Linked DNA regions of Homo sapiens: region 2 is linked to region 1. A link is an interaction called in ENCODE POLR2A ChIA-PET data of the cell type or tissue named here. Cell type or tissue: endothelial cell of umbilical vein. All regions are shown on one strand. Each heading gives the region's core, and the rest is flanking DNA. Links, peaks and the distances in the headings are about the cores only. Region 1 has its middle 47 kb from the start of LINC02040. Region 2 overlaps ATXN7 (ataxin 7).

Region 1 (4,404 bases), core at 242-4,241:
ACCTACAGAATGGGAGAAAATTTTTGCCATCTACTCATCTGACAAAGGGCTAATATCCAGAATCTACAAAGAACTTAAAAAAATTTACAAGAAAAAAACAAACAACCCCATCAAAAAGTGGGTGAAGGATATGAACAGACACTTCTCAAAAGAAGACATTTATGCAGCCAACAGACACATGAAAAAATGCTCATTATCACTGGCCATCAGAGAAATGCAAATCAAAACCACAATGAGATACCATCTCACAGCAGTTAGAATGGCAATCATTAAAAAGTCAGGGAACAACAGATGCTGGAGAGGATGTGGAGAAATAGGAACACTTTTACACTGTCGGTGGGACTGTAAACTAGTTCAACCATTGTGGAAGTCAGTGTGGTGATTCCTCAGGGATCTAGAACTAGAAACACCATTTGACCCAGCCACCCCATTACTGGGTATATACCCAAAGGATTATAAATCATGCTGCTATAAAGACACATGCACACGTATGTTTATTGCGGCACTATTCACAATAGCAAAGACTTGGAACCAACCCAAATGTCCAACAATGATAGACTGGATTAAGAAAATGTGGCATATATACACCATGGAATACTATGCAGCCATAAAAAATGATGAGTTCGTGTCCTTTGTAGGGACATGGATGAAGCTGGAAACCGTCATTCTCAGCAAACTATCGCAAGGACAAAAAACCAAACACAGAATGTTCTCACTCACAGGTGGGAATTGAACAATGAGAACACATGGACACAGGAAGGGGAACATCATACTCCGGGGCCTGTTGTGGGGTGTGGGGAGAGGGGAGGGATAGCATTAGGAGATATACGTAATGTAAATGACGAGTTAATAGGTGCAGCACACCAACATGGCACATGTATATATATGTAACAAACCTGCACACGTTGTGCACATGTACCCTAAAACTTAAAGTATAATAATAATAAAAAAAAGAAAAAAAAACAGATTGAGTTGGTAGTGGATTCCTAGAGCTCTGTGTTTAGAAGGCTATCTTTTTCCTTAACAGGAAAGAGTGCCAAAATCATCAGGTCTTATTTCTACAGGAACAGGAACTTGAACAAGGACACAAGTTACCTTTCTCCAATCTGTTCCTTCATGTGTTTTCTATTGACAGGCTTCATCTTGAACACATACTTCACTCCATCACTTGCTAGACTCTCTTAACCAAATATTTTGCTCCCATTTTTTTCAGCTTACCTCTACATGAGGGGCTAGACCATGGAGTGTCCCTTCAACCTCAACTGACCTGTGATATGGCTCATGATACGGCTTATTCGTTATGTTCCAGTTTCCAGGCTAATTCTGTAAGTACTTTGTTTTAGAGTAAGACTAAGTGAGAATGTCATAATGAATTATGCTTTTGGAATAATATGTTTACATTTTAACTCAAGTTGTGGCCTTTAAGAGGCATGATGAATAAACTTTCTCACACACATCTGCACTCACTGACTTTGGTGGCTTATTGCATCATACGCAAATGGCCAGGCCCACTTTATGATCTCAGCTCAGGAATGGCATGCTTACTTTCTGTGCTCATGAAAACAATCATCAAAAAGTCTGGTTACCTCAAGATTAAGGTGCTACAAAAAAATGAGCTATCAACCTGTGCACAGAATGGGCCAGCATCTTGTGAGCATACAAAAGAGATCTGGGTTGCAATTTCTACCATAGTACAATTTGCCCATTTAAACTAGCTCAACGTTCCCCATTAATTACTCATGGACATTTCAGCTCTTTTGAAAATTAGTAACAAAGAAACACAGCTTAAGAAATAAACTACCTATACAAAAATAACCTAGGAGGAAAGAGAGAGTCACATGTGGCAAATAAACATTTGTAATCGGTACTATAAATCATGAAACAGATTAATTATCCAGAAACATACAAAATCATCCTCTAAATTGTTCTCCTAATGTACCAGCTCTCCACTGACTCATTACTAAATTATTTGCTAGTGAATGAATTTTCTTTTCTTCAAACGCTTTTTGAGCTGGGAGAAGTTGGCACAGACAAAATGCTTTCTGCCAGGGGTGAGGTTATATCCCCACAACCCTGAATCAACTGGTTATAAAAATCAAAGAATTCTGCTGAACCACAAGGAAGTTTTCTCTTGTGGTTATCGGCCATTTATTTTGCCACATCTTCATTACCATTCTGAAATAAAATTCACAGATAATATAACCTACTGACATGTAATTTAAATAAACAAACATTTTCCTTCCTAATATATAGGAAGGAAAAAAGAAAGTCACTTATTATAATATGCATTTAATATTTGCATGTTTGGGCTCTAAACTGGAAATCGTAATAAAGCAGTCAGATGATTTCATCTGTAACAGAAAAACAAAAGCTACAGATATTCTCCAATCCTTGGAGCAACCAAAATTGCATCCATGTATTTGCTATACAACTCCTAGAGAGAGGTGATTTCACTGAGACCCACAATTTCCACAACACTAAATGGTTGGTTTGATAGCCTCTTTTTGATATATATTTTTTTCAGGCTGAATTCATTATTGGTCTGACTAGTGGTGTCATAGCCATTGATGAGACCTTGAGACCACACACCCTAAGTTTTTACATCTCTGCTTTTATTTTTACTTTTTAGAACTAGCATCTTGCTCTGTCACCCAGGCTGGAGTTCAGCAGCGTGATATGGCTCACTGCAGCTTCAAACTCCTGGCTTCAAGCAATTCTCCCATCTCAGCCTCCCAAGTAGCCAGGACTACAGGCATGTGCCACCATACTTACCTAATTTTTTAAATTTTTATGGAAATAGAGTCTCACTTTGTTGCCCAGGCTGGTCTCAAACTCCTGGCCTCAAGCGATCCTCCGACCTCAGCCTCCCGAAGCACTGTGATTACAGACATAAGCCACTGTGCCTAGCCTCACCTCTGTTTCTAAGTATAATTCTCTGAAAGTCCAATTCTAATGAAATAAACATAGAAACCTGCCAGTCCCATGGCCTGCCACATGACTGTACCTTTAGAGAAAAATGGCAAAAATTTAAGGAAAAAAACTGCCCACTCCACACACATACTGAGATTTGTCTTTTAGGCAGAAGTTATAAGGTTTTCTCTACTCCCCTTGAGATGGGGTGCTGAAACTCCAAAAGACATTTACCTTGTGATATCTGAATCAGGAGAGCAGCTTGCTCGTGTCCACACATGATCAGTATCATTCTTGAGCTTCCACGCTGGATTCCGTTTCTCACCGGGGAGAAAAGTAAACTTCTCCTTATCTGGCCTGTGAAATGGGAACCCGAGGTGGGGGAATGCCCTCACCTGTTGTGAAAGGGGATGAGTAAGTTCTCTTTTTTACTGCTTAATGCTTCTAAGAGAAAGAGGCATACATTTATTCCCTCTGGGTTGTCCTTCTTAAGTTACCCTGGAACAAAAGTCAGTTTGAATTTCTCTTCTGGTGAATCACAGAGATAAAACGAAAACAGTGAAAGCAGTTCAAAACGTCAACAGTATGCTTCCCCCTTAGCTGTAGACCTGTGATGAGATATCATAATTGCTATCGGTATCATTGATGTTTTGCATTCCTATACCATTGTAGAATTGTCATTGTACATTCTATACACACGATCCTACTTGATCCTTTACAGCAAGGGAAATAAAAAAGTCAGTGTTATTAACATCATTTTAAAGATGATGACACTGAGGCTGAGAGAAAGGAAATTTGTCTAAATTCCCATGGTTAACAAGTGGCAGTTCAAAGAGAAGGATTCATGTATTGGGCTAAGAATACCTTGCTCTTGTTATTCCACCGCTGATTTACCAGAAGATACCCCTTTGCCCCTTGGATAATTTGCCCCCTGAAGACAATAGATCATTTCCGTGATTGGCCCTCAAGTAGGCAATGGCTAAAAATAATATCGTAAACCAAGTTCTATACTTTCGATATTGGGAGAACAGGACAAGGACACACATGGGTAATGTCAAGACCCAAGTTCACACAAAGCATATTTCAAGAGAATTAGTCACTGTCTCAAAGTGTTGCCTGCGTTAGAAAAATTACTGTCTCTAGTTCAAGACCCAAGTTCACACAAAGCATATTTCAAGAGAATTAGTCACTGTCTCAAAGTGTTGCCTGCGTTAGAAAAATTATTGTCTCTAGTTTTTAGACTCCACCATCTTCAATGTAGGAGTTTTACTCCAGGATAACTCTCCTCATGGTCACAAGATGGCTGCCCAAACAGCTCCAGGATTCCTACGGGGATGAAACAAGTTGTGGCAAGAAAGAGACAATCTATTCCTGAGTTTAAGAGTGAAGTAGAATTTTCTTCTGGAAAAATTGTAAGAAGTCCCCCAGCCAGTCACACTATTTTCATCGGCCACAGCTAGGCCTTATGCCCACCCTTAAAATAATTTACTAGCA
Region 2 (4,404 bases), core at 177-4,176, 1.2 Mb before region 1:
TCCTCCAGGTTCATCTATGTTGCTGCAAATGACAGGAGTTCTCTTTAAAAAAAAACAAAAATAGAGATAGGGGTCTCGCTATGTGTCCTAGGCTAGTCTGGAACTCCTGAACCCTGGCCTCAAGTGTTTCTCCCACCTTGGCCTTCCCTCCAGAGTGCTTGGATTACAGTTGTGAGCTACCATATCTGGCTGGATTGCCTTCTTTTTAAAGATTGAATAGTATTCCATTGTGTGTGTGTATAACACAGTGGAATATTATTTAGCCATAAAAAAGAAGGAAGTATTGATAACATGTTCCAACATGGATAAACCTTGAAAATGTTTTATTAAATGAAGGAAACCAAACACAAAGACCACATATTATGTGGTTTCATTTAATATTCAGAATAGGCAAATCCATAGAGACAGAAAGCAGATGTGGTTTTCGGGGGTTGGGGAGGGAATGTGGGCAGTGATTGCTTGATGAATACAGGGTTTCCTTTTGGAGTGATGAAAATGTTCTGGAACTAGATAGTAATGTTGGTTGTACTACACTGTGAATGTACTAAATGTCATCAAATTGCACACTTAAAATGGTTAAAGGCCAGTTGCAGTGGCTCATACCTGTAAATCCAGCACTTAGGGAGGGCGAAGCAGAAAGACTACTTGAGTCCAGGAGTTTGAGACCAGCCTGGGCAACATTTGAAACCCCGTCTCTATAAAAAAAGTACAAAAATTAGCTAGCCGTGGTGGCATGCGCTTGTAGTCTCAGCTACTTGGGAGCTGAGGTGAGAGGATCACTGGAGTCTTGGAGGTTGAGGGTGCAGTGAGCCGTGATTGCACCAGCTGGATTGCACTTGAGCCTGGGCAACAGAGCGAGACCCTGTCTCAAAGTAAATAAATAATAAAATGGTGAAAATGGTGAATTTCAGTTATGTGAGTTGTATTTAAAAAATAATGGCATTTAGAAAGACTTTCAGAAATGTGTACTTTATGTCTTGGACATGAGAAGGTGGTTTAGCTAGAGTGGAGTCTTTGTAAGGGGGAGCGGTGGATGCTAAGGGTGGGAAAAGGTTTGGCTAGATATTGAAAGATATTGACTGGCTAAGGAGTTTAGCAGCTATAAATATAGCACCATATACTCCATGAGGAAGAAGGAAACTCAAGAGAGGTTGGTGCTCTGGGAATCCCAGCTAAAGATGAAGTTTCAAGCAAAGGAAGTGACTTGTAGTTTTATCAGTCCATGCCGTTGCCACTCACCTAACAGAGTTTTGTGACAATCTCACAAAAGTTTCAATATTAGTTTAGAGTTTCTTCTTCAAAAAAAAATCTTTATAAAAGGATAATCATCTTTTAAAATAATCATCCTGAATATAAAACTATGTTGATAAAAAATCTAAACATTATATAAATATATATGCTAATAAAAAGTTCCTTTAAGTTTAAAGAATTAAAGCATCTTTAATTCTTTAACTCCTTGCTTCTCATATGGTAAATCTAGAGTTATCTAGATTGTTTTTTGCATAGACTTATCATCATCATCATCATCATCATCATCACCACTTTTTCACAAAAATAGGCACATGTGGGCCGGGCACGGTGGCTCACGCCTGTAATTCCGGCACTTTGGGAGGCCGAGGCGGGAGGATCACGAGGTCAGGAGATTGAGACTATCCTGGCTAACATGGTGAAACCCCGTCTCTATTAAAAATACAAAAAAATTAGCCGAGCTTGGGCCTGTAGTCCCACCTACCCCGGAGGCTGAGGCAGGAGAATGGCGTGAACTCAGGAGGTGGAGCTTGCAGTGAGCCAAGATTGCGCCACTGCACTCCAGCCTGGGCAACAGAGCAAGACTCCGTCTCAAAAAAAAAAAAAAAAAAAAAAAGGCACATATGATTCATAGTATTTTTTGCATGTTTCTTTAGAAAATGTTTATCTTGGCTGTCATTGCACTTCTTTCGTTTGGACCATTACATTATATGCTATTTTATTTGTAAAAACAAACAAAAAGTTGAAAAGTAACGGCCACATACCTCTATTAGAGAATGAATTGTTATAAAATGTGAAAGTAGCTAACACACTGAGCACTTAATATGTGCCAGGCACTATTCTGAACATATTAATTTATTGACTCTTCATAAGCTGATGAGGTAGATATTATTGTTATCTTCCTTTTGCAGAGGAGCTAACTGAGGTACAGATGAAAAAATTATCCTGCCAACGTCCAGAGTTAGGTGGTGGCAGAGATGGGTTCCAGGACCAGCTTCATCTCCAACTCATGTTCCTATGAGGAATGCTGTGGCTGGTGGTGTCAGATTTTACTTAGGATTTTTTCAAGATAAGTCAATCTGGAATTTTTTGTGAAATTTTCCAAGTTTTAATGTTGGCTTAAAAAATAGCTTTATTGAGATGTAATTCAAATGCCATAAATTTACCCCTTTAAACTGTACATTTAATGGTTTTTAGTGTATTCACAGTATTGATTGTATAACTGTTTCTTCTATCTAGGTCAAAAACATTTTTAGCACCCACATTGGAGACCCCATCGCATTCCTAAGCAGTCACTCTCCATCTTCTCTTCCTTCAGCCTCTGGAAACCACTAATCTGCTCTCTGTCTGTATGGATTTGCCTATTCTGGCTAATTCACCTAAATGAAATCAAATAATATGTGACCTATTTGTCTTCTTTCATTTAGCATAATGTTTTTAAGATTTATTCATGTTGGAGCATGTATCAGTGCTTCATTTTATGGCTGAATAATTTTTTTTTTTTTTTTTGAGATGGAGTCTCACTCTGTTGCCCAGGCTGGAGTGCAGTGGCACAATCTTGGCTCACCACAAGCCCCCCCCACTCCCCCGCCAGGTTCAAGCGATTCTCCTGCCTCAGCCTCCCAGGCAGCTGGGATTATAGGCGTGCACCACCATGCCCAGCTAATTTTTTTGTGTTTTCAGGAGAGATGGGTTTCACTATCTTGGCCAGGCTGGTCTTGAACTCCTGACCTCGTGATTTGCCTGGCTTGGCCTCCCAAAGTGCTGGGATTATAGGTGTGAGCCACTGCACCTGGCAATAATATTCTTTGTAGAGATATATCACAATTTGTTTATTCATTTGTTGATGTACATATGGGTTGTTTCCACCTTTTGGCTTTTAGGAATTACACTGCTAATGAATATTAGTGCTCAGGTATCTGAGTCTCTGCTTTCAGTTCTTTTGAGTGTATACCTAGAAGTGGAATTGCTGGATCATATGCTAATTCTGTGTTTAACCTTTTAAGTAACTACCACTGTTTTCCACAATGGCTGCACTGTTTTACATTCCTGCCAGCAATGTATGAGGATTCCAGTTTTTTCATATCCTTGCTAACACTCTTCATTTTCTGTTCTTTTGTTGTTGTTTATTACAGCCATCCTAGTGGGTGAGAGGTGGTATCTCTGATTTAGATTTGCATTTCCCTAATGACTAATGATATTGACCTTCTTTTTTTGTTGTTGTTGTTAATTTACTGGGCTGCGTTCTTTCTTTTCTACATTCTAGTTCAAGTCCCTTATCAGATAAATGATTTGCAAAAATGTGTAGGTTCTGTGGGTTTTCATTTTCTTGATGGCATCCTTTGAAGCACAGAAGTTTAATTTTGATGAAGTTCAATTTACCCATTTGGCTCTGTTTTCATTCTTTTTTAATTTAATTTAATTTAATTTTTTTTTGAGACGGAGTCTTATTCTGTCGCCAGACTGGAGTGCAGTGGCACAATCTGGGCTCACTGCAACCTCTGACTCCCTAGTTCAAGAGATTCTCCTGCCTCAGCCGCCTGAGTAGCTGGGATTACAGGCACGTGCCACCACGCCCAGCTAATTATTGTATTTACAGTAAAGACGGGGTTTCACCATGTTGGCCAGGATGGTCTCGATCTCCTGACCTCGTGATCTGCCTGCCTCGGCCTCCCAAAGTGCTGGGATTACAAGTGTGAGCCACCGCACCCGGCCTTGGCTCTGTTTTTAAAAAGAAATACCTGGTAAGTCAGATTCCAACCCACTAATTGCCCGCTTGTGATTGCTGCTTTGCTGCCACTGCCCCAGAAACCATTTGGAAAAATCCTCATGCTTTTTGAAAATACCGGTTTTCTGAAGAGATGGAGCAAGCTCTGGAAGGCAGGAAAGGCAGATTTCTCACCAGGAGCAATTTTGTTTTGGTTCCCCTTTTCTACTCCTGAAGTTCCTTCACTTAGAACACCTTGATGTAGACGTGGGGGCATAGTAGGAAGTGGACAGAGGATCAAGGTCTCCAGGTCTTGAAAATTTTATGTTTATCAAAAGAGAATATTGGTTAAAATAAAAGATTAAATTGGTGAAAATAAATATTTGTCTTGAGCCATAGATGATGTCATTTAAAATCAGAATGGCCATAAGAGTGTGGTTAGTAATTGT

Evidence for each region. ChIA-PET counts read pairs that join two places held together with the same protein. Peaks named below come from ENCODE experiments on the same cell type or tissue, not always from the same donor. Only the 100,000 strongest peaks of a DNase experiment are listed, where the experiment ranks them.
Region 2: POLR2A ChIA-PET joins it to region 1 with 5 read pairs; 1 of 35 experiments calls an interaction of 5 or more read pairs at or near these places.

Annotation. Positions count from the first base shown.
Region 1 is chr3:65,125,264-65,129,667 of GRCh38, forward strand. No RefSeq gene overlaps it. Among named protein-coding and RNA genes, the nearest start is that of LINC02040, 47 kb to the right of the region's middle. In endothelial cell of umbilical vein, for the core only: no CTCF peak of the experiment used is centred there; a DNase peak (open chromatin) is centred at 1,958.
Region 2 is chr3:63,901,546-63,905,949 of GRCh38, forward strand. The region is part of intron 2 of ATXN7 (ataxin 7); the gene reads left to right. Among named protein-coding and RNA genes, the nearest start is that of ATXN7, 40 kb to the left of the region's middle. In endothelial cell of umbilical vein, for the core only: no CTCF peak of the experiment used is centred there; a DNase peak (open chromatin) is centred at 1,986.